Regions from separate parts of the Homo sapiens genome. Here region 2 is linked to region 1. A link is a contact called in ENCODE Hi-C or POLR2A ChIA-PET data. All regions are on one chromosome and are shown on one strand. Each heading gives the region's core, a stretch centred on a gene start or an enhancer-like site at or near the end of the contact. The rest is flanking DNA. Distances are from core to core; before and after follow the strand shown.

Region 1 (6,436 bases), core at 3,577-6,076:
CATACTTACGATATTGTTCTTCTGGAACTATTCGCTAATAGCCATTTCTCATAAATTGGCTTTAGAATATACCTCTAAACAACATGATAGTGACCACTTTATTGCAAAACAAACCCAATGCACTGAATCTTTTTATTTTTAAATACATTTTATAATATTGAGGTCATTACAGGCATTCTCTAAGAGCTGGAAGAAAAAATTTCCTAGCATAGGACCTGCTCAGTATGTTATAGAGTGGACGATATTTAATTTCACTGAGCTCCTTTCCTTCTTCCCAGTTTGCTTGTCAAAAAAAAAACTCACATTCCATATACCCAAAACTACCTTTCAAGCTGCTTTTAATGTTTAACGCACTCTTTGTTTCTGCAAAGATTTAGCATTTAGTATTTAGATGATTATACTTATTCATTTTCTATTTCTTCTGATCATTGTGCTTTTGATTTCCTGATATATCTGTCTACCCCATTTCTCTCTGGTGAAAGCCATTCAGGCTCAGCTTAACTCATCAATGAAGCTCTCCCCGATCCCCAACTCTGAACTCCCATAGATTGCTTGTTTGCACCTCTGACACCATGTACCTTGTATAGATCTTTTCATAAGTTAACTTTCTGGCAGCCCCATAATGTGCACCCTGGGCACCTGCATCATATATGTGCAGTTTTCTCACTTCTTTATGGTTTTCATTTCCTTGAGTAATTCCTTACTCCTCACCTCACTTGGTTTGTATTTTCTATCAACTCCAGTTTTAGACCTTTAAATGAGGTCTTATTTTCATTGAACTTGCATAGAAAATCTTATTTTGTAATGTTATTTTGCAATGGCCTCTCTAAGACAAGCCTTGTGGCCCCCCTATGCATGTTACTTAATACCTTTTGAAGCCAAAACAACCTGAGGCCACACCCTAACTTGAAACCCAGGTCACGCTCGCCTTGAACCTTCCCACTTACCAGTGGAGGGGAATTAAACACTTACAAGAACATCGCATGTAACATTACACTCTATGAGGTGGTCCCCCAGTCCCTTTTGTGCAGCCTAGTTAGAGTAATCAAAGCAACTCATCACGATTAAACCATAGCTGGAAAAGAGACTGTTCTATTGCTATAGTTTCAAGCAATCTATTCCCACTCGTATTCAGTCCTCAGAGAAAAGAAGATTACACACTGCCTTCTTTTGTCATTTCAGCTCTTTTACTGAATTCCACTAATGGAATTTAGTCTGGTCTCTTGGGATACACCACATGGCCAAATTCATTCTCTGCTTTTGACAGAAATATCTACCATGGATTCTCTCCCTTCAGCTCTCTCTTACCATTTTCTTCACCTCCCGCAATGTGGCAGCTCATCAGTGTTTTTATGTCTTTGTAACCCTCTTGGGTCTGGCCTTTCATGAAGATTGCCAGTCTCAGATCTGCCTAGTTCTGCTGATAGATAAGGAATATGGAGCTTCCATTTCTGAGGATAAAAGAAGATTCGAAGAGGAAGAGTATCTCCTGCTCAAAGAGGGCTTGTCTCTCTTTGCTTTAAAAAGCTCCCATTTTTATAAGTTGAATCTTTTCTATGTTTCAGCATGGGCTGGATCAAGGGGGGAATCTACCCTGCCACAGCTTTCTGTCCATCACTATTCTTGTTCTATTTATGTGTAGATTTTCAGCCAATATAATATGTTGGTACCCAGTGAGGAGTTTTGCATATAAAAAGGGCTCAATTAAATGCTGGATTCATAATCCTGCCCATTTAAAAAAAGTCCCACATTTTATTCTCTTTTGCTATTATAGAATCTGAGTACAATTAAAGCTTTCTCCAAATTGCCTGTGTTGTATTTCTCAGTCAGAAGCTTGCAAAGAATATTTTAAACAGTTGTCGTGTGGGCTTTTCCCGAAATGCCATGTCACTCCAAAAGTGATACTCTGCTATTTTGACTACTCATAGAAAATGAGGAAGGAGGTAGGCTGAACAGAGAGAAATTCCAACTGAAGTAGTACTCCTAGCCAAGCCAGTGGTATAGCACCATTGCTCATCTTTAGAATTTTAGAAATAACTAAGGCAGTATGTACTTTTAAAAACCTTTTATTTCAGTGGCAAAATAAATGATTAAATAATAATATCAGTTGGTATAGGGATAAGCGAATAAAACATCTCATTTCTTGATATTTTTTATATGAATTCCAATAGTGTGATGTGGTTATAGTCTTTGTTGGGGACTGTGTTTGTGACAGTAAAGCAATAAATTTTATTATGTCATTATGTGAAAAACATCTTAACATTTTTTGTGTGTCTTAAAGTAGGTTACAGAGGACAAAATAATCTGTGGAGAGAAAAAAAAAAGAAAAAAGCTTTCCATTCACGTTAGATTGCAGTAACCCAGTGATTTCTTGTACTTTAAATAATTTCTGAAATTTTAGTTTTAAATTCTAGTAAGAATATTTTTAAATTATACATAGGATCTATGTGGGCCCATCTTATCCAGGAGAGAGTTTATTTCACATATTCATGTAGGCTTGTTTTACAAAAACGACGTAAATGTTATGACTAAAAAACACCCTGCTATATTTGTACGTGTGGCTAAGATAATCAAATAAGACCATTCCCAAGTTGTCCCTAGAGTATTTTATTTATGTTCCCAGTACCCCTGCCATGACTCCCTGAGAGGTTCTCCCTTGACACTGATCCTCCTTGAGCACATCTGAAGTAGCTGGTAGGGAAGGTGTCCACAGTGAGGGCTGTGTAGCTTTCAGAGCCCCCATCCCTTCCATGTAAGTCTGAAGCCCCAATATTGTTTTGTGCAGCCTGTGAGGATAGAGGAGAAGGGAAGGAGGAAGTATTTTTGAGAACTAGTTTCACAGTGCTTTTTTGAAATTTTAATCAGAGAGTTTGCTTTTTTAAACCATAGACTTGTAGTTTCTTAGTACTTTAGTTCCCTCAGAAATTTAACAGGTTCTGATATATTGCTTCTAGTCAGTTCCGTGACCAGGAAACACATGAAAAGTTGTTCTAAATGTAGTTCCTAACTCTGCTCTTTTTCTTTCTTTCCATGCCCCGTGCTTCTTTCTCTACTCAGTGGTGGCCACCTTGAGTCCATCTGAAACAACAGACTGGGGGAATTGGTGGGGTGGCTTTATTCTTAGCTACAATACTATTTTTGTTACAGAACTAAGTCTTTTGTGAATTGGGAATTTTAATGGAATTTTGTTTTTCAAAGCTTTTATATTTATTTTTGCTCTTTGGGAATCAGATGCAGTGTAATTTTTCAGCTCTTCAAAGTATCAAATTTCTTGACACTCTCATTCCTTTTCATTTCTAGTTAATTTTTGTCTGAACTAACCTTTTTCTTGTCGTACCTTGCAGTCAGTGGCAAAAATCAACAATATATAAGAACATCATGGCCTCTTGAACCCTCTTGTTCGCTGAAGCTGCAGTTTCACTAGGCAATTGGATTGCCTTTCGAATAGCTGTAGGCTTTAGTTTTACTGAATGTTTTTTCATTGGTATGAGTTGCCAGTATTCCAGCTTGTTTTGTCTGTTTTTTTGCTACCTGATTTTGGCCACTAAGCTAATACTTAAGTGTTGAGCCTTTGTTACAGTCCCAATTCATTTCAAGTTGTCAATTCACTTTCTCTGTTAAGCTAGGCTAGGAGTAGTAGCACAGAGACCACAAAATAATCAGTGGATAATCACAATAATATTTTATTTCTCATTCACGTAAGAGTCCTGGAGTTATAGGCATTTAGGACAGCACAGCAGCTCTCCTGTATTCTTCAGGGCCCTGTAGTGATGGTAGCTTCGAAATCAGCACATGGCTTCCAGTGTTGCTCAGGATGTCTGCATCCCAGGCACTAGAAGGGAAACAGCATCTGGACGAGTGCTCATGGTCATTCTGTAAAGGCTAGATCTGAAATGGCACTTGTTACTTCTACTCACATTCTGTTGGAGACAAGGTTGTCACTTTACCTAACTGCAAGGGAGGCTGGGTTGTATATGGTAGGAGGAGAGAAACATTAGTGGCTGGCTTGTGGTCTCTGCCACAAGATGATGGGAAGGAATTTATGTATGTCAAGTATATGCATAAGCAAAAAGAAAATGTTTACCTTAAAGACAGTTGGACTTAATGATTAGATGATAAGGGACCAAAATATGGAAAAGGAACTGTGAACTAATCATTAATATCATGTGATACTCTGAAAGAGATAACTATTTTGATTTTCTAAAAATGCAGCAAAGGCAAAGAGGGGTTAATAAAAGTTGGCTTCTGGGATTGTATACTTTAGAGAGTGTGTGACTTCCTGAGGATACAGTTTTATATTTATTTTGGCATTTTGTGAACATGACTAACATGTTCTCCATACGCATCAATTAGTGTAGTTGTTCTGAAAAAATAAGATATTTTTAGATCTCAGTTGTGTTTGACCCTAGAGAAAGACAACACACACACACACACACACACACACACACACACACACACACACACACGTCGTAGAGAAGGGAAGTAATGGGGGATGAGGCAAGGGGTGAGAACTGAACATTTATTTGTTCAAAGGTTTGACCGTGATTTTCTTGGCTTTTGTTAGGAAGAATATAGCTAGATTTAAAAGTAATTCTCGGATAATGACTAGACACAATTCAGTAGTGTTTGCATGGCTCTTGGCAACTGATCACTCCCTGGAATACACTGAGAGAGCTGGAGAGGGGGTTTCAGTGCCTGCTCTTAGGTTTTTCAGAATTATGGCTGAGATCCCAGTAGGTCAGCAAGGTCTGTCTCTCACAGCAACCATTGGTTCCTAGAAACCCTTAGGGTTTACTTATGTTCTTGAATGTTTGGTTTTATTCTTAGTTCCTGTTTTTCCTTCCTGTCACATCCTAGACCAGGCCACTTTGCATGTCATTCTTGAGTTCTGTAGTAGTTTGGTACAGGCTACTCCTCTCTTTCCACTTCAGTATATTCTGTGTCCGGCTTTTTCCTGCTCATAAAACCTTAAATTACTGTACGTTGTTCAAAGGATATATTTCAGTCTGTGCCTAGACAAAGCCTAGTCCAGCAGCCAGAAGTCTTCAGTTCTGGCCCCAGTTTTGCCACTAACTAGCTGCATGGCCAAGGAGAAGTGACTTATGAGAATATATCTGTCCCCAGCTTCTCTGTGAAACAATAAGCATTCTAAGGAAGATTAGAAAACATTGTGTTTGGGCTGGGCATGGTGGCTCACGCCTGTAATCCCAACAGTTTGGGAGGCCAAGGCAGGCAGATCACTTGAGGTGAGTAGTTCAAGACCATCCTGGCTAACATGATGAGATCCTGTCTCTACTAAAAATACAAAAATTAGCCAGGCATGGTGGCACACACCTGTAGTCCCAGCTACTAGGGAGACTGAGGTGGGAGAGTTGCTTGAACCCGGGAAGTGGAAGTTGCAATGAGCCAAGATTGTGCCATTGCACTCCAGCCTGGGCAATAGAGTGAGACTCCATCTCAAAGAACAAAGTTCAGCCAGGCGCGGTGGCTCATGCCTGTAATCCTAGCACTTTGGGAGGCTGAGGTGAGCAGATCACCTGAGGTCAGGAGTTCGGGACCAGCCTGGCCAACATGGTGAAACCCCGTCTCTACTAAAAATACAAAAATTATCCGGGCATGGTGGCACGTGCCTGTAATTCCAGCTATGTGGGAGGCTGAGGCAGGAGAATCACTGGAACCCGGAAGGCAGAGGCTGCAGTGAGCCGCTATCGTGCCACTGCATTCCAGCCTGAGCGATGGAGCGAGACGCCATCCCCCCCCCAAAAAAAAAAGAAAGTAAAAAAGAAGAGAGAACATTGTGTCCTACATCCTTTTCTTGGCCATCTGAAGTTGTATAGTGATATATTTTAGATGTTTCGGGAAATCCTGTCACAAAGTGACCTGTTTACCTGCATTAAACCTTGCATAGCCTTCACCAATTGGCCAGCAAAACCTTTTGTTCACATAACATATTAACATTCCACCTCCACACAAATAGTGTTACCCAGAAGACACACTTAGAAATAATGAACTATGTTGAGGATACTAGAGAGCTTCTGAAAATGTCTCCACTTTTTCATCTTTATCACCTATTAAGAATGGCAGCTTTGAAGTAAGATGCCTGGATATAAACCCCTCACTTAGTACACAGACAATTTTGGGCAAGTTACTTAATCTTTTTGCTCTCTGGTTTCTTCTTCTGTCAAATGAGGGCAATAGAAGTTTTTACCATGGGGTTATTTACAGGATTCCATGAGTTCACACAGGCCTAGTGCTCACAGCAGAGCCTGGTATGTAGTAAGCATTGCCCATTATCAATAGGCACTTTGCCTATCTCCTCCATGGTGCCTTTCACTTTCCCACACTTTACTTTTACTTGTATCTTTCCCTTATGTAAAATGACCTCCTCATCCTCATAATTTAACTAGCAATTTCTTTAATGAGGTGAGCAAGACAC
Region 2 (5,911 bases), core at 2,926-5,425, 450 kb before region 1:
TTCCCATTTATATCAGATCTGTTAACTCTGAGAATCAGTGTTAATATTGAAAAAGCAACAAATCTGGATGGAAGTAACAACACAAATAGAAACTATTTTTATTTAATAGTCACTTAATGATTCATATTTACAGACAACTCAAACAACTAATAGCTTTAAATAGCTACACTGTTTATTATTTTTTAAAACACAGGACAAGTGACAACACGTTGATAACTGGTTTCCATGCAAAAACAACCTCCAAAGTATGCCACAACACTGGAATGTATTCAGCACATTTTCCCACATTTCTTACCTTTAGTTTTCTGTAATAATAAATGCTCAGAATTATAATCCTAATTGCTCCTGGTATCAAGAAAAGTTTAAAAGTGTGTTTGATAAAAATTCACTGATAAATATTTCATTATCTTCTAATGTTGTGAAAACTCGGATTAATTAAAACAAATTCTCAGGTAAACAAACATCCCATGCTCTAATTTCGATATATGAAGTTTACTGTTAGGGGAAAAGAAAAAAAAAAAGAAAAAAAAAGAAGGGATAGAGGGAGAGTGAGGAGTGAATATTAAACAAGTAACTTTCATGTACACTATGACAAATTTTTTGCCAAGTATAGCAGGAGTCACATTAGAAGCAGGAAGTCCTAACAGGAGCAAGGACAACAGAAGGGGAAAAAAACTAACATTAAAAAAAATAAAATAAAATAAAAAAAAAAAAACTAGCTAGACGTTACATACAGCTCATCCCTGTATGTAAAATGCAAAAAAAAAAAAAATACATACATAAATATGACTAGCAAGTTTTCTAAATAATTCCATTGTATTTAAGATAAAATAATATAAATTGAAGCCAAAAAGTTTACATCGAGAACTATATGGGAGCTATACTTTCAATTTACATTAATCTATATTTCATAGGCTCAAAGTTCAATGTACATATTAGTTTGCTCAACTGAGTGATATTCCATTTTAGCTTAATATAAAATGGTCCTTAATTGATCACTTGTGTGGCTTCTCATTTCTGAAAAGGTTTCAATTAGAGATATATTTTTGGCCCGGTGCAGTGGCTCACGCCTGTAATCCCAGCTGCTTGGGAGGCTGAAGCACGAGAATAGTTTGAACCTGGAAGGCGGAGGTTGCAGTGAGCCAAGATCGCGCCACTGCACTCCAGCCTGGGCAACAGGGCAAGACTCCGTCTCAAAAAAAAAAAAAAAAAAAAAGATATATTTTCACAAAACGCAAAACTGAAAAGTTTCATATGAACACTTATCATTACTATTCTCATTATGTATCTATGTACTTAGTATCCTCACCTTGGTTAAAAAAAAATAAAAATAGTATGCTGATTTTATCAGCTACAAAGAAAATTAATGATGCATTCCACACTGAGTCATAAAAAGCACACAATGTGGAATAAGAGGACCTAAATATGATTTCTGTCTCCTCCATTCTTTATACAACTCTAAGTAAGCTCTTTCAACTTTCTCAACCTGTTTTATCATTGGTTAATGGGGATATCACCTACCTCAGTGTTGAGATGTAAAGAATCCAGGCACATACTACAATTCACCACTTTCTGAGCACAGTAAATGCTTGCTGAGCATGACTAATATAAAGACAGGAGAATCTTTCATAGCACAGCTCATCACTACACATTTTGAGACCTAACATGAATTAAATCACATCTCCTAAAAGCTGCTGATCTAAGTCAGCAATGTCTAGCAGAAGCAATAAAAAGGAAGTCTCACACTAATTTTGTAGTAGCCAATATTGAGTGAAATTTTATATCTAAAATATCTCAAAATAGGACTAGTTTACGAGGCTTAGAAGCCTTGTTTAAAAAATGAAAAGGAAAAAAAGCTAAGGTAAAGCAGAAAGTCTTTTTTAAGTAATAATCATTTTCAGTTTACTGACAATATTCAGACAAGGAAGTACAATAGCATGTTTTAAAATCTATCAAGAGAGCTGAAAACTACTTGAGAGGCAGCTGAGCAAAACGGTCAGAGCTCTCTACTGAGAGTTAGGAGATGAGATTCCAGTTTCGACTGTCACTAATATTTAATAATTGACCTTGGACAAGAGTCTCTGGCTTCAGTTTCCTAATCTATAAACGACTACTGAAAACTATAGGGAAGACTTTAGTACAATTTAATCTGGGTCTTACTTTGGCGAGGCAATCTAGAAAAGTTAACAGAATGGGCTAGGTGGCAACTGCCAAGGTTGGAATCCTGCTTCTGCCACTTATAAGTTGTGCAGTGTTCACACAAAAAGTACTAAAGTACAGTTTACTTAATATTATCATTGATTTACTGTTTAAAATATTTCCCTAAAACGCAAAATTGCATTAAAATACAGAAGCTGAGAAAGCTCCATCTTTCCAAATCATTTTACTGGCAGACACACAAGTAGTTCATTTGAAAGTATTAAAACTCTGAAACATGTTAACATAAGCTAAGTTTAAGGAAAAGATCATATCATATAATATTACACATTAGAGACAACACTAAACACTTATTATAAGGCTAACTGTTCCCACTAAAATATCACACTTAAGGTAAAAATGAAACTTCTGCTACTTATAACTCTTTTTTCTAATCTATTACTGCTAATCACAACACAAACTTATGCTATAACCATAATCTCAATTAACTCCAAGAATGAAAAATCTGTAGAATTTAGAAATATAAAATGAACTTCAAACAACTAAAAATACGTACTGTAGAAGTTACAATCAACCAGTAAGTATTTATCATATGCCAGGCTCTGTGCTTAGATTAAGTACAAACAGCAAAGTATAAAGTTCCTCAAAGTTAGTCACGTTCCAAGGACCTGAAATTTCAGGCAAGTACGTGCTTTACCATCACTTTTCACAAAATAAAAGCCACTCACCTACAAATGTTTGTATTTCCTTTTTGGCCCATGTAGGAATACTTCCCATTGCCCACTAAAACTGTTTCCTATTCAGTTCAGCCCATAAAAATGCCCAATCCGGTCAGTTCCTCACGTCAGGATCCTCACAGTACTTAAAGTGAAAGGCTTCGAAAAAGGTATTTCATCAAATCACAAGGTTCAGTATTTTATGTTCAGTGACACCTACACCTGCAGATACTACAACACATAACTGGGCTAACCTGGGTCAAGTACCTAGTTGCACCGATTTAGTTCTTCCCCTTAAAGTGTTGCTAGTAAAGGCAAACTCTACTTCTTCAAAAAGTCGGCTTTTTGCAATGCCCATTAGGCACTAGAAAAGGGAAATTGATTGGTTCGTCATAGTTGCCCTACTTCCATTTCAGGTCCAAAGAAAAAAACTATTCCATAGGGAGTAACAAGGGGGCCACACGCAAATCAAGGTGGCAGATGCTAAACTGAACTTTGTGATGACCACGATTTAACCGAAAAGGTGATGGATGTGGGGGAGGGGGATGACCCAACTGAGCCATACATGTGCAGCTTGAGATAAAAAAGTCCACTTCATGAAGCAGTCAAAGTAGAGGGTGGGAAACAAACCGGTCGGGCCGAGCAACAACCCCAGGGTGCTGACCGAGCTCGGAGGCGGAGGGCCCTGGAGCCCAGGGACCAGAGAAAGGAGACCTAGGGCAAACCATAGGATCACAAGAACCAGCAGTAACGTGGAAAGGCCAACGCTGCCACAGAGTAGCGTGTAAGGGGACACGAAGAAGGGAGCGATGAGTTAGAAGGGAGTGACAGCAGGAGGGAGACCAGTGCCAGGGGCGAGTGGCAAGTGGCAACTGCGAAAGGCGAGGCACTGGCAGCCGGAGGTGGTGGGACTCTGTTGAGTCAGCACAGCTCCTACTCTGAGGGCACTTGTAGGATCCCCGCTGCTCCTCGGGCCCTGGAGCCCACGGCGAAGGGTCAGGCCCACCTTCCGTACAGATGATGTTCTCTGACGGGCTGGCGCCGGCCCCTTCCCCATTTCACAGGTAAACACTGGCCACCGTCGCCGCTTACCTCAGTTAACATTATTACACCCCGGGGAAGTGAGGTCCTCCCTAGCCTCGCCTCATGGCAACAGCCGTAGCAGCAGCGAAAACTGCTCGGGCCGCCGCCAACGGCGGCAACTGCTCCTTCAGTCTTCTCCCGGGCGGCGGTTTTACTCGGCTTCGCTGGCCTCCCCTCGGCCCGGTCGCTCGCGACGGACGCGCCGCCATCTTGGAAGAGCGACGTCCGCGTCTCGCTGCAACGTGCGTTCCCATTGGCGGGCGCAGGGGCTGCTGGCGTCTCGTGACCGTCTCCATAGCGCCGGCGCGCGGAGAAGCGGAGGTAGGCTGTCGGCAGTCGGCTTGGCGCTGACTTGTAGGACCCCGGGACCGGGCGCCTGGGCCAACTTGGGACCGCTGGGAGTGCAGAGGGGCCCCAGCGCCCGAGCCTTCCGGGAATGGACGTGCGCGCCCTTGGGGCCGGCGCATCATCCACCGCCCACTAGCGTTGGCCCGCCCTGGGGAGAGGAGAAAATGCCAGAGGCCGACACTTGACTGATGGCGCTGCGGACCTCGCTGGTCTTGGGGACAAGGCGGCAGATTTCCTTTAGAAAAACTTCCCTCTCGCGTCTCCCTGGCCCCGCGGCGACCGAAGAGTTGGGGTTCGGCTTTCTTCTCCTGGGATTTAAGTGTTATTTGAAACAGCTCCCTGCGCGGCCCTTTTCTCCTAAACTTTGACAGAAACTTCCCTTTGTCCCTACCAATCCTCAGTGAGTTCTTTACAGGGGTCCGAGACAGGTTGTAGATATGATGCGGCTTATCGGCTTTACCCCGATCCTAGCGGAGTTAGGACTTGCTGATGTAATTGGCCAGCACCTGCCTAACAATGAAGGTTTAGTTATGCTACAAGTAATGCACCTCTAAAAAAACGTAAAACAGGCTTTACGTTTTACCTGCTATCTCCACAGGTTTACTAGCTGCTTAATACAATATGCTTGTATATCAAGGTGAGCAAATTTCAGCAAATGTCATTGTAAATAGTCCCAACTTAAATGGAATTGAACTCTGGAACTCAATGTGCATAGAAGTCCCTGAGACTGACGCCATTCTAGATCTACCACTAGATGGTTTGCGATGTACGGAATTAAAGGCAGTCACTTCTACCTGAATTGTGATGAAAGTAGTTTACCTGAACATGCTGGGAAAGTGTGCTACCCTGTTTTGTATTAGAAACCAGTTTCCAAGTAAATTGAAAAGCAAATTTTCAGACTTGACATTAAAAACACCTCCATGTCATTCTTACAAGAGGTACAAAAGCATTTTAGAAAACTAAAGCCAGGAGTTTCTTCCCTTTTACCAGAATCTTTTCCCTCCATTTAACAATAGTACTGTTGTGCTAAATGAAATTTACTTAATGTATTACTCTTACAGTCTCAAAACAATAAGGGCATTGCAAACCTTGTATTATCTCTATCGTGTCAAGGAAACAAAACGGTTCATTTAAGCAGTCATGCAAAAAATTCAAGAAAAACTGATTTTGCTCAATTCAACTAATTGAAGCAAAGTAGTTTTTCTTGTTGTTTTAATCTGCATTTTGTACATCATTTCCACATTGCTGGACCAGCAAAATTCTGACCTCTGCAATACAATAAAATGTGTTACTGGTATTGACAGATGAAGCCACAAATAGAAAATGAGCATGGAAATCCTACCTGGACTGAGGTATCAAAGGATACCAAGAGATACTAGAGACAACAAGGAACCTGGAAAAAGATAGTGTTCCAACCTGTAAATAAGAAAACAGAGAAGGAGGTTCATTAATATTTAAGATACCAGCTAGTAAATTAAAACAGCAATGTAGTTGTCTGGCTTGAGTATTCAGTTTTATTTACTACATCTTTTTATCTTTTCTAGAAGCAAGGCATTAAGTGTTGACACTTGAGTATTGAACCAATCTGTGATATGACATGAATATGC

The links. Hi-C counts contacts between places; a loop is a spot of excess contacts on that map. ChIA-PET counts read pairs that join two places held with the same protein, here RNA polymerase II (POLR2A). Pooled maps may share reads with other maps.
Region 2: a loop to region 1 is called in a pooled map, with 2.4 times the contacts of the local background. The contact joins the promoter of SNX13 here to the enhancer-like site in region 1. A Hi-C loop is called at or near these places in 1 of 37 single-sample maps with no recorded cell type and 3 of 50 pooled maps. POLR2A ChIA-PET finds 5 or more read pairs at or near these places in 2 of 52 experiments (GM10248 and WTC11).

The regions. Positions count from the first base shown.
Region 1 is chr7:18,385,630-18,392,065 of GRCh38, forward strand. It overlaps a transcript of HDAC9 not described here. Among named protein-coding and RNA genes, the nearest start is that of HDAC9, 110 kb to the right of the region's middle. Within about 2 kb of position 4,827, at least 2 of the 41 ENCODE cell types and tissues checked have a DNase peak (open chromatin) inside an H3K27ac peak, as active enhancers do.
Region 2 is chr7:17,936,319-17,942,229 of GRCh38, forward strand. It overlaps SNX13 (sorting nexin 13), which reads right to left and starts at 4,176. Exons shown (of 26, transcript NM_015132.5): 1 at 3,966-4,176. The coding sequence starts at 3,977.